Regions from separate parts of the Homo sapiens genome. Here region 2 is linked to region 1. The links are chromatin loops, found by intact Hi-C in ENCODE. Cell type or tissue: PC-9. All regions are shown on one strand. Links, peaks and the distances in the headings refer to the core of each region. The heading gives the core; the rest is flanking DNA. Region 1 has its middle 34 kb from the start of VANGL1. Region 2 overlaps CASQ2 (calsequestrin 2).

Region 1 (4,395 bases), core at 72-4,071:
AGGTGAGGTCCCTCATTGCAACCTTTCTAGGGAAATTTAACCCACTGAGTGAACACAGCTGCTGGGTAACAATTGCCTGTTCATGGCTCATGGTGAAGTAGTATGTGGCACAATTGGGCACTGCATCGTATTGCATCAAATGCTACCTTGCCTCATCTCTTTTCTCTCACTTTCACTGCCCTGTGCTTATGCTTTCCAAACATGTGAACATCTTAATTATTGTGTCAAGCTCTGCCTTCTAAAGGACCTGGGCTAAGACAACTTAAAAGTGAATGATGGTGAACATGCCACATATAAAAACATTTGAAATGTAGCTAGAACTATCTAAGAGGAAACTTTATGCTTAAAATATCTAGATTAGAAAAGAAGAAAAGGTAAAAATTGATGAGTTAACTATCCAATTAGGAAGTTAGAGAAGGAATAATAAAATAAATCCAAAGAAAATAAAAGGAAAGAAATAACAAAGTTAAAAGGAGTTAGTGAAATGAAAAACAAAGACATAAGTCAATAAGCCCAAAAGTTTGTTCATTTATAAATGCTGCCGGGCACGTTGGTACTCGTCTATAGCCCCAGGTACTCAGGAGGCTCTGAGGCAGAAGGGTCGCTTGAGTCCAGGAGATCTGGGTTGTAGTGTGCCAGGCTGATAGGATGTCCACATTAAGTTCAGCATCAGTATGATGATCTCCAGGGAGCAGGGGACCACCTGGTTGCCTAAAGAGGTGTGAACTGGCCCAGGTTGGAAATAGAGCAGATCCAAACTCCCACGTGCTGATCAGTAGTGGAATTGTGCCTGTGAGAGGCTGGGCGCCATGGCTCACACCTGTAATCCCAGCACTTTGGGAGGCCAAGGCAGGTGGATCAAGAGGTCAGGAGTTCAAGACCAGCCTGACAAACATGGTGAAACCCCATCTCTACTAAAAATACAAAAAACTGGCCAGGCGTGGTGGTGGGCATCTGTAATCCCAGCTACTCTGGAGGCTGAGGCAGGAGAATCCTTGAACCCAGAAGGCAGAGGTTGCAGTGAGCCAAGATCGCACCACTGCACTCCAGCCTGGGCGACAGTGCGAGACTCCATCTCAAAAAAAAAAAGAAAGAAAGAAATCGTGCCTATGAATAGCCACTGCACTCCAGCCACACAGCATGGCAAGATTTCATCTCTGTTAAAAAAAACAATTAATTAATTAATTAATAATAAATATAAATACTTTAGAAAAGTCTGTGATAGAATGATCAAGAAAAATAGAAAAGGAACAAATAAATGAGTAATGAAGAGAGGGACAAAACTGTAGCAAAGATTTAAAAAATAGTAAGCAAGTATTTTAAGTAAATCTTATGCCAATACATTTGAAAACCTATGTGGAAATAATGATTTTCTGGTTATAACTTCAATACTGACTCAAAAAGAAATAGGAAACTGGAACAGAAGTTAAATCGGGACTTTTGATTCTCATTGGCGAACTGCAGCCACCTAAAGAAAGATCTCTACAGACATCCTCCAAAAACTATGCAGATTAATGAGGAGAACAAATAAGATTACTCTTAACCCACATCTATATTGGAAGATAATTTACATATATGTGGCTATAAATCTCCGCAAGGAGCAGACCCAGCTTTAGAGCCCCCTTTGGAGTGGAGAATCAAGCAGGGATTTTGTGTAAGAAAAGTGCAACAAGATCCAAGCAGTAGCAGAAAATAAATAACTGTCCCCAGAAGCTGGGCACGGTGGCTCATGCCTGTAATCCCAGCACTTTGGGAGGCCAAGGTGGGCGGATCACGAAGTCAGGAGTTCGAGACCAGCCTGGCCAGCATGGTGAAACCCTCTCTCTACTAAAAATACAAAAATTAGCTGGGTGTGGTGGTGCGCTCCTGTAATCCCAGCTACTCAGGAGGCTGAGGCAAGAGAATTGCTTGAACCCAGGAGGCGGAGGTTGCAGTGAGCTGAGATAGTACCATTGCACTCCAGCCTGGGTGACAGAGCAAGACTCCGTCTCAAAAAATAAAAATAAATAAATAAATACATACATACATACATAAATAAATAAAAACAGTCCCCAGAGTACAGCATCAGAAGAAGAGCCTTCCATCCTAGTAGAGAAATATTGACAATACATTTGAGACTAAGTAAATCTGAGCAAAACAAAGAGCCTTAGAGAGTGTGTGAGCCATAAAAACTTCAGGGAGAGAGCGAGGTAACTTGGAAGGAGGCATCCCTTAAAGGCTTGGTAGTGAAAGAAAAGAAGGAAGAAATATCTGAATTAAGTGTCATCAGGTACAGTATCACGAATCACTAGCATGCCCTTTCTCTTTCTCTCTCTGTGTCACACACACACACACACACACACACACACACACACACACACACACACACAATTCATTAAAGAAACTGAACTTCATTATATCATCAGAAGAGGGCACTGTTGAATTTGAAAATCCAGTAAAGCCTGCTGTCAGCCTGGGTTCCCACAAAAGCAGCTTGAGAACAAGGCTTGCATGCAGAGAATTTATTTTGAGAAGTGATCTCAAGGAATAGGCATGAAGGACTAGAGGAAAGGTGAAAAGAAGGAGGGAAAAAGCAAACCAAGTGTGCATTATTGCGCTAATTATTGTTGTAGGCAACTAGGGCTCAGTCTTGCTGGGAACCCTCTGTAGAGCCATGGAGAATGCAGCATTGTCTGCTCTAGGGACAGAGACGAGCATTTAATCCGCTGGTTCCCTCCCCCATTGGTTCATGTGCAGCCATGGAGGTGGACTGCTTGCATCTCCTTTCAAGAAATAACTTGCTACTTAATTAACTGCAAGAAGGGCGCTTATCTGAAAGCCTTCAGCTGAGTGCCTTCAGGATATGCTGCAGCTTTTGAACCAAAGCCATGCTCTTCTGCGGCAGCACCAGTTAATGGGTGAGCTTGGTGGGGTCCCAGGGCTTTGTCATTTCTGCTCAACATGGGCAATCGTTGTTCCAAAGCTCCGTGTTAAGACTGTGACAGATCTGCTTCACCATTTGAGGCTCACCCCGCCCAACCCTGTGTGTGTCCTTGCCTGTTTTCTTTCACAGGTGTCTGAACTGCATTGTGGTCTGAAGAATTTTCCTACCCAGTCCTGCTTCTCTCCCTCTAGCCCACCTTCTTTTAACCTTTCATGAGAGTTATATCCAAATAAACCACTTGCACTCCTACCTCCCTCTCAGCATCTGCTTCCTGGAAGACTCAATTGATACAGTCAAGGATTACCTAATGGGGGTTAACTCCCTCATACTTCCAGGTTTACACATGCCTCAGAATGGTTGCATAGGCTGTAGGCATATCACATGGCAGTGCCAGAGAAACTCCAGGAAGAGTATGCAAGCTAGGTATGCAACACTAGACGTATGCAATGCAGTGGAAGCCAGATGTGGTCAGCTTATTCCTGTGCCTGGCTGGTCACCTCAGCAATGACTGGCATAAAAAGGGTGAGTTCAGAAGATGTGAGGCCAGACTCAAGAGGTGTCCAATACAACCAAAAAAAAAAAAAAAAAGGAGAGAGAGAGAGACAGGGTTTCATTTTGTCACCCAGGGTGGAATACAATGGCGTGATCATGGTTCATTGTAACCTCGAACTCCTGGGCTTGTGGCATCCTCCTTCCTGCCTCAGCCTCTCAAGTAACCAGGACTACAGGAGCCCACCACCATGCCTGGTGAATTAAAAAACAAATTGGTAGAGATGGGGTCTCGGCTGGGTTGCCCAGGCTGGTCTCGAACTCTTGACCTCAAGCGATCCTCCTGCCTCAGCCTTCCAAAGTGTTGGGATTATACAGGCATGAGCCACCATGCCTGGCCCAACGAACTACCCTTTGTGTTTCAGATTCCTGCCTAACAGTATGTCCAAGCTGTTACAGAGCCTTCAGCAGCCAGACTTAACACACAGATGTAGCAAATAAACTAGAATGTGCACTGCTGCAACTGGTGCCCAAGCTATAACTTATATTCATCCTGCCCCCACCCCCACCACCCCCAGATGTCCCTTTTCCTCAGCTGGCACCTCAATGGGTCTAGTTTGCCTGCCTGGTGTGGTGCTTCAGACCTTAATCTCTGAGGGGTGCTTGCTGGGCCATAAAAAGGATATTCCTGGGTTCCAGATGCACTTCTATTGTGTAGCAGAAACCCTATCTCTTCACGGTAGCTAGGGCCAACCACCCCTACCAATACTGCAACTTCTTTCTTTGCCTGCTGCTCCACTGACACGAGGATCCCAAAATGAGATAGTGGTTATAAAGCTTCATTTTCAGTGGAGCCCTGTGTCTCCCAGTGGCATGCACGGAATCTTTCCTACCTCTCCATCCCTCAGTAAACAGCCAGCCAGGGCAGCAAAATGTCAGCCACCTCTCTTTGCAGAAAAATACTTCCCTTATGTCTAAGATTG
Region 2 (4,395 bases), core at 155-4,154, 110 kb after region 1:
GGATGAGTACAGCAGGAGAGATCTGGCGATTAGGCTCGAGGGCCAGGAGAGCAGACTCTGCCTCCTGGCAGGTGGAGGTGGGAGTACAGGGTTGCTGCCTTCCCTCAGCTTCCTACCCTGGGTGAACTCAAGCTCTTGGCCATGAGGATCATGTCAGAACTGCTGGGGGAAGAAAGTGGTTGGGGCAGCTGGATCACTGGGACATGTGGTTGTTGCTGCTGTGTAATCTTAGATCCCAAACCTGGACAGACAGTGGGAGGAAGCCTGACTTTTCTTCCCTAACTAGGCTCTCAAGCTTCCAGGTGGTTTTGTGCTCTTCTCACCTCCGCCTGCTCTGCCTGCTCGTGTCCCCTTCCCCAGTACATGCGGCAGCACTGCACATGCTCAGAGCCTGCACTGGCTGGGGCATTGTTTGGAGTTGGTGTGATAGGGTGGACTGTGCACAGGAGGGGCCCTTGGGAAATCTAAGCTCGATTTCCCACTATTCCTATAACCCTGTGATCCCGAACATGCCACTGCATTGCCCTGGGTCTCCGCTTTCTTGTCTTTCAAATGTTGGAGGTGGAGGAGATGGTGAAGGGCAATAGAGAGGCAGGAAGGAGGATCGAATGATCACTTAGCATAAGGCCCTGCTACAGACGTATATGCCACTCAGAGTTGCTAACCTGACGACTTCATATAACTCTATGGCAGGGCCTTGTGGTTAAGGGTGTGGGCTGGGAAGCCAGACATCCTCAGCGTCATTCCAACTTCATGCTTCCCAGTGAGGTAAGCTCTCTCAGCCTCAGCTTCCTCAGTTGTAATAAAAATAATGCCTTCCTCATGGGGTTCTTGTGTACATATAAGTACACAGTAAGTGACAATCATCATCATCTTCCTCATAGTCATGATGTATTTAGAGGTCAAGATAGCCTGCTTGAATTTGAATCTTGGCTTAGGTATAGTGAGTGATTTGGGCAACTTATTTAACCTCTAAAACTCACGTTCCTCATCTGACACTAGAATAATAATCATCATGCACGTATTACAGAGTGGCTTTAGGTGCTAAATAAGGTCATCTACATAAAGCTCCTAGCACAGTTCCTCAATACTGTTAGTTCTTTAAGAAGAACTGTATTATTTTCCTGGAGGTATGATCTTCTTCCTTGGGGTGGTGGGGTTAGGTGTTTGGTTGGGGTGAAAGGCCATGTCTAACTTGTTAGCAAGAGCAAAGGAATGCAGAGGGACTGTTTTGCAGGAATGACATTCCTAGTCCTGCAGTCAGGCCCATTGCCCCAGGTTACACATCAGTGCTCTGCAGGTAAATCACTGATTAACCACAAATTCAGAGTCAGGGACTTTCACAGACAAGTCTTTCCCTTTCCCAACCCTGAGTGGCAAGGCCCTTGCTCACAGAAGATGCTTCTAGAGCTCCTCCCTATCCCCCTGCCCTCACCTCAGTGCATGCTTACAGCTTCCCAGTACAAGCCCCAGCTTGGGCTCTTTTGGGGAAAGGCACAGCTTCAGGCCCAGGGATATTTGTGCAGGGAGGAGGTGGAAGTAGTTTCTGGAGCTTGATTCATTACAGCAGCAATCTCGGTCAAACAGGTTCTTACAACTTCAGGGAGGCCTCTTTGTTCTATTGTTCCAAAGAGCCAGACAGGCTTCCCCACAATCCTGGAAGGTGGCAGGTGAGGTGGGGAAGGAGCCCTCTGGAGTCTGGCCAGCAGGCTGCTGCCTATGGCAACTGCATCTCTGTTCACATAACACCAGGGATCCGATTCTGTTTGATTATAGCTTGTAAACCTTAGGCAATTGGCTTCCTTTGCTATTTGCTCCTCCAGGGAAGAGTGGTGGCCGGAACCTGTGGAAAACCCACTGAAACCACACTAGCTTTTTCTTGAGAGGTGGAGACAAGGGCTAGATCATGTTGAAAAGTGAAAAAGACAAGAGAGTGCTCAGATAATTCAGAACATAAATTTGGTTTTGATACAATGGAATATTATTCGGCCCTTAAAAGGAATGATATGTGCAATGTCATTGGGACACCTTGAAAACATCATGCTAAGTGAAAGATGCCACACACAAAAGGCTACATATTAAATGATTCCATTTATATGAAATGTCCAGAATAGGCAAATTTTAGAGATAGTAGGTAATTCCTGCTTGCAGAGGTGGGTGAGAGAGAAATGGGAGTGACTGCTAATGGCTATTTATCAAAATGTTCTAGAATTAGATACTGATTATGTTTGCACAACTTTGTGAATGTCCTAAAAACCACTGGAATCTTCACTTTAAAAGGGTTACTATTATGGTATATGGATTATATCTTGATTTTATAAATTATATGATAAAAAATGTGGGTTTCACTCTGTAAGAAACTATGGAGGCTATTAGTGTATTGCCAAAAAAGGGAAGGAAAAGCTGGTCTGCCAGTGAAGATTTTGGGGCTCTGTCTTGGTTGGTCATCTAACTCTCTAATCATCTGCCAGACAAATATTTATTGGGCGCCTACCACGAGTCAAGACATTGTGCAAGAATCAGCTATATATTGATGAAAAAGGCGATCTGTTCACCCTTCATGATCTGCCACTAACTGTGTTCTCTTGGGCAGTTTGTTTAACTTCTCCAAACCGCTGTTTCCTGATCTGTCTAGTGGAACCATCTCTAGATCTCTCCCTATGAGTATACAAGAGACTGAGGTCCCCAGCAAATACCATGAAAGTCTACATTCCCTTGACTTCTCTGGTTACATTCTGGGTTGTCCCAGGGTTTCCAAAATGCACTTCAGAATCTGTGCTTCCACTTTCTCTTGGGGACTCTCTGTCTCACAGAGCACTGCCATAGGGAATTGCTACCTGCAAAATCAATTTTCCTGCACTTCACTCTCCACTGGTGTTGAAAAGAGTGAAACCAGAGAAAAGTTGTCCAAGTTCCAAAAACAAAGTTACCCATCCATTTACAGGGTCATCTTGCACTTTCAAAATAAGCTGCTCATTTTCCCCAGGTCTCATTATTTAGGGGAATGTTTCCTACTTCATTTCCTAAGCACAGACAATATTTTATGGATTAAAGTATACATTTATCCTATTTTCAGGTAGAATTGTGGTTGATATAGGCTAGATGGCAAAATAGGTAAATAAACTTTTAATGTGAACAGAAGTTCACACGTGCACACACACACAAGCACACACACACCCTGTAAAGCTGGTATGTTTTAATATCTCCCCCAGTGCCCAGTGTACCTTTCTATGTTTGGGCAGCAAAGCAGAATGTTTGAGGTTCTTGAAAGCATCTCCAAAAACACTTTATAAAATCAACTGGAGAAAAAAATAAAATCCCGCTAGGCTTCCCACACCATCGGCAGCAATCGTGAAGCTGGCTTGCCCTCTGGCCCACTTCTCTTCACTGTGTACTACCCCAGGATAATGTAGCCCTTGTCACAAGACTTGTTGTCCCTTCTCTGTTCTATAGACAAAATTTAAGACATGGTGAGATTAAAAGTGATATGGTTTGGATCTGTGTCCCCTACCCAAATCTCCTGTTGAAATGTAATCCCCAATGCTGGAGGTGGGGCCTGGTGGGAGATGATTGGATCGTGGGGGTGGTTTCTTATGATTTAACACCATTCCCCACTTGGTATGAGTTCTCACAAGATCTGGTTATATAAAAGTGTGTGGCACCTCCCCACCACCTTGGTCCTGCTCCTGCCATGTGAGATGTCTGCTCCCGCTTTGCCTTCTGCCATGAGTAAAAGCTCCCTGAAGCCTCCCCAGAAGCAGATACTGCCCTGTTTCCTGTACAACCTGAAGAACTTTGAGCCAATAGAAGCTCTTTTCTTTATAAATTACCCTGTCTCTGGTATTTCTTCATAGCAATGTGAGAATGGACTAATACAATAAGATTTCCATTTGAGTTTCTCTTTTAGGTTCTGCATACCAATAAAACTACTGACATCAGCTGGTCTAAAAGGCTGAGCAAGGAGCTGACTTATGGAAGAATGCAGTTTCCACATCCTCACGATTTCATCCCCTTACCCAGATCAATCAATGACCCCAATTTTCCAGGCCCTCACCTTCCATGATCCTCTTAAAAACCCTTGCCCAGAACCCCTTGAAGAATTGGATTTGTGGCCTGAGAATCCCTCCTCTTACCCATTTGGCAGCCTTGCGATTATTAAACTCTTTCTCTGCTGCAAATCCCACTGACTCAGTGTGTTGGTCCATTGCTGTGCAGCGCTGTAGGAACCTGGTAGTCTATAACATTCTGATTTGTTCACACCTTTTCTTCTCTTAGCCGTGTGCACAATTGAAAACGAACTCATACTTAATGGGCGACCACCAGGGGGTGCCCAATATCTTGCAGTTGCATTGTGGATGGGATGTGAGAGAAGAGAAAGGTGAGGGCTGGCAAAGG

What was found. Hi-C counts contacts between places; a loop is a spot of excess contacts. Peaks named below come from ENCODE experiments on the same cell type or tissue, not always from the same donor. Only the 100,000 strongest peaks of a DNase experiment are listed, where the experiment ranks them.
Region 2: it touches region 1 in a loop (3-fold over the local background); 74 of 110 quality-filtered maps call a loop at or near these places.

What each region holds. Positions count from the first base shown.
Region 1 is chr1:115,605,931-115,610,325 of GRCh38, forward strand. It overlaps the pseudogene RN7SL420P. Among named protein-coding and RNA genes, the nearest start is that of VANGL1, 34 kb to the right of the region's middle. In PC-9, for the core only: CTCF peaks have their summits at 2,417 (motif pointing right) and 2,623; DNase peaks (open chromatin) are centred at 2,471 and 3,291; H3K27ac peaks cover 270 bases.
Region 2 is chr1:115,713,392-115,717,786 of GRCh38, forward strand. All of the region lies in intron 8 of CASQ2 (calsequestrin 2), which reads right to left. Among named protein-coding and RNA genes, the nearest start is that of CASQ2, 53 kb to the right of the region's middle. In PC-9, for the core only: CTCF peaks have their summits at 1,722 and 1,923; DNase peaks (open chromatin) are centred at 720, 1,250 and 1,630; H3K4me3 peaks cover 1,024 bases; H3K27ac peaks cover 2,525 bases.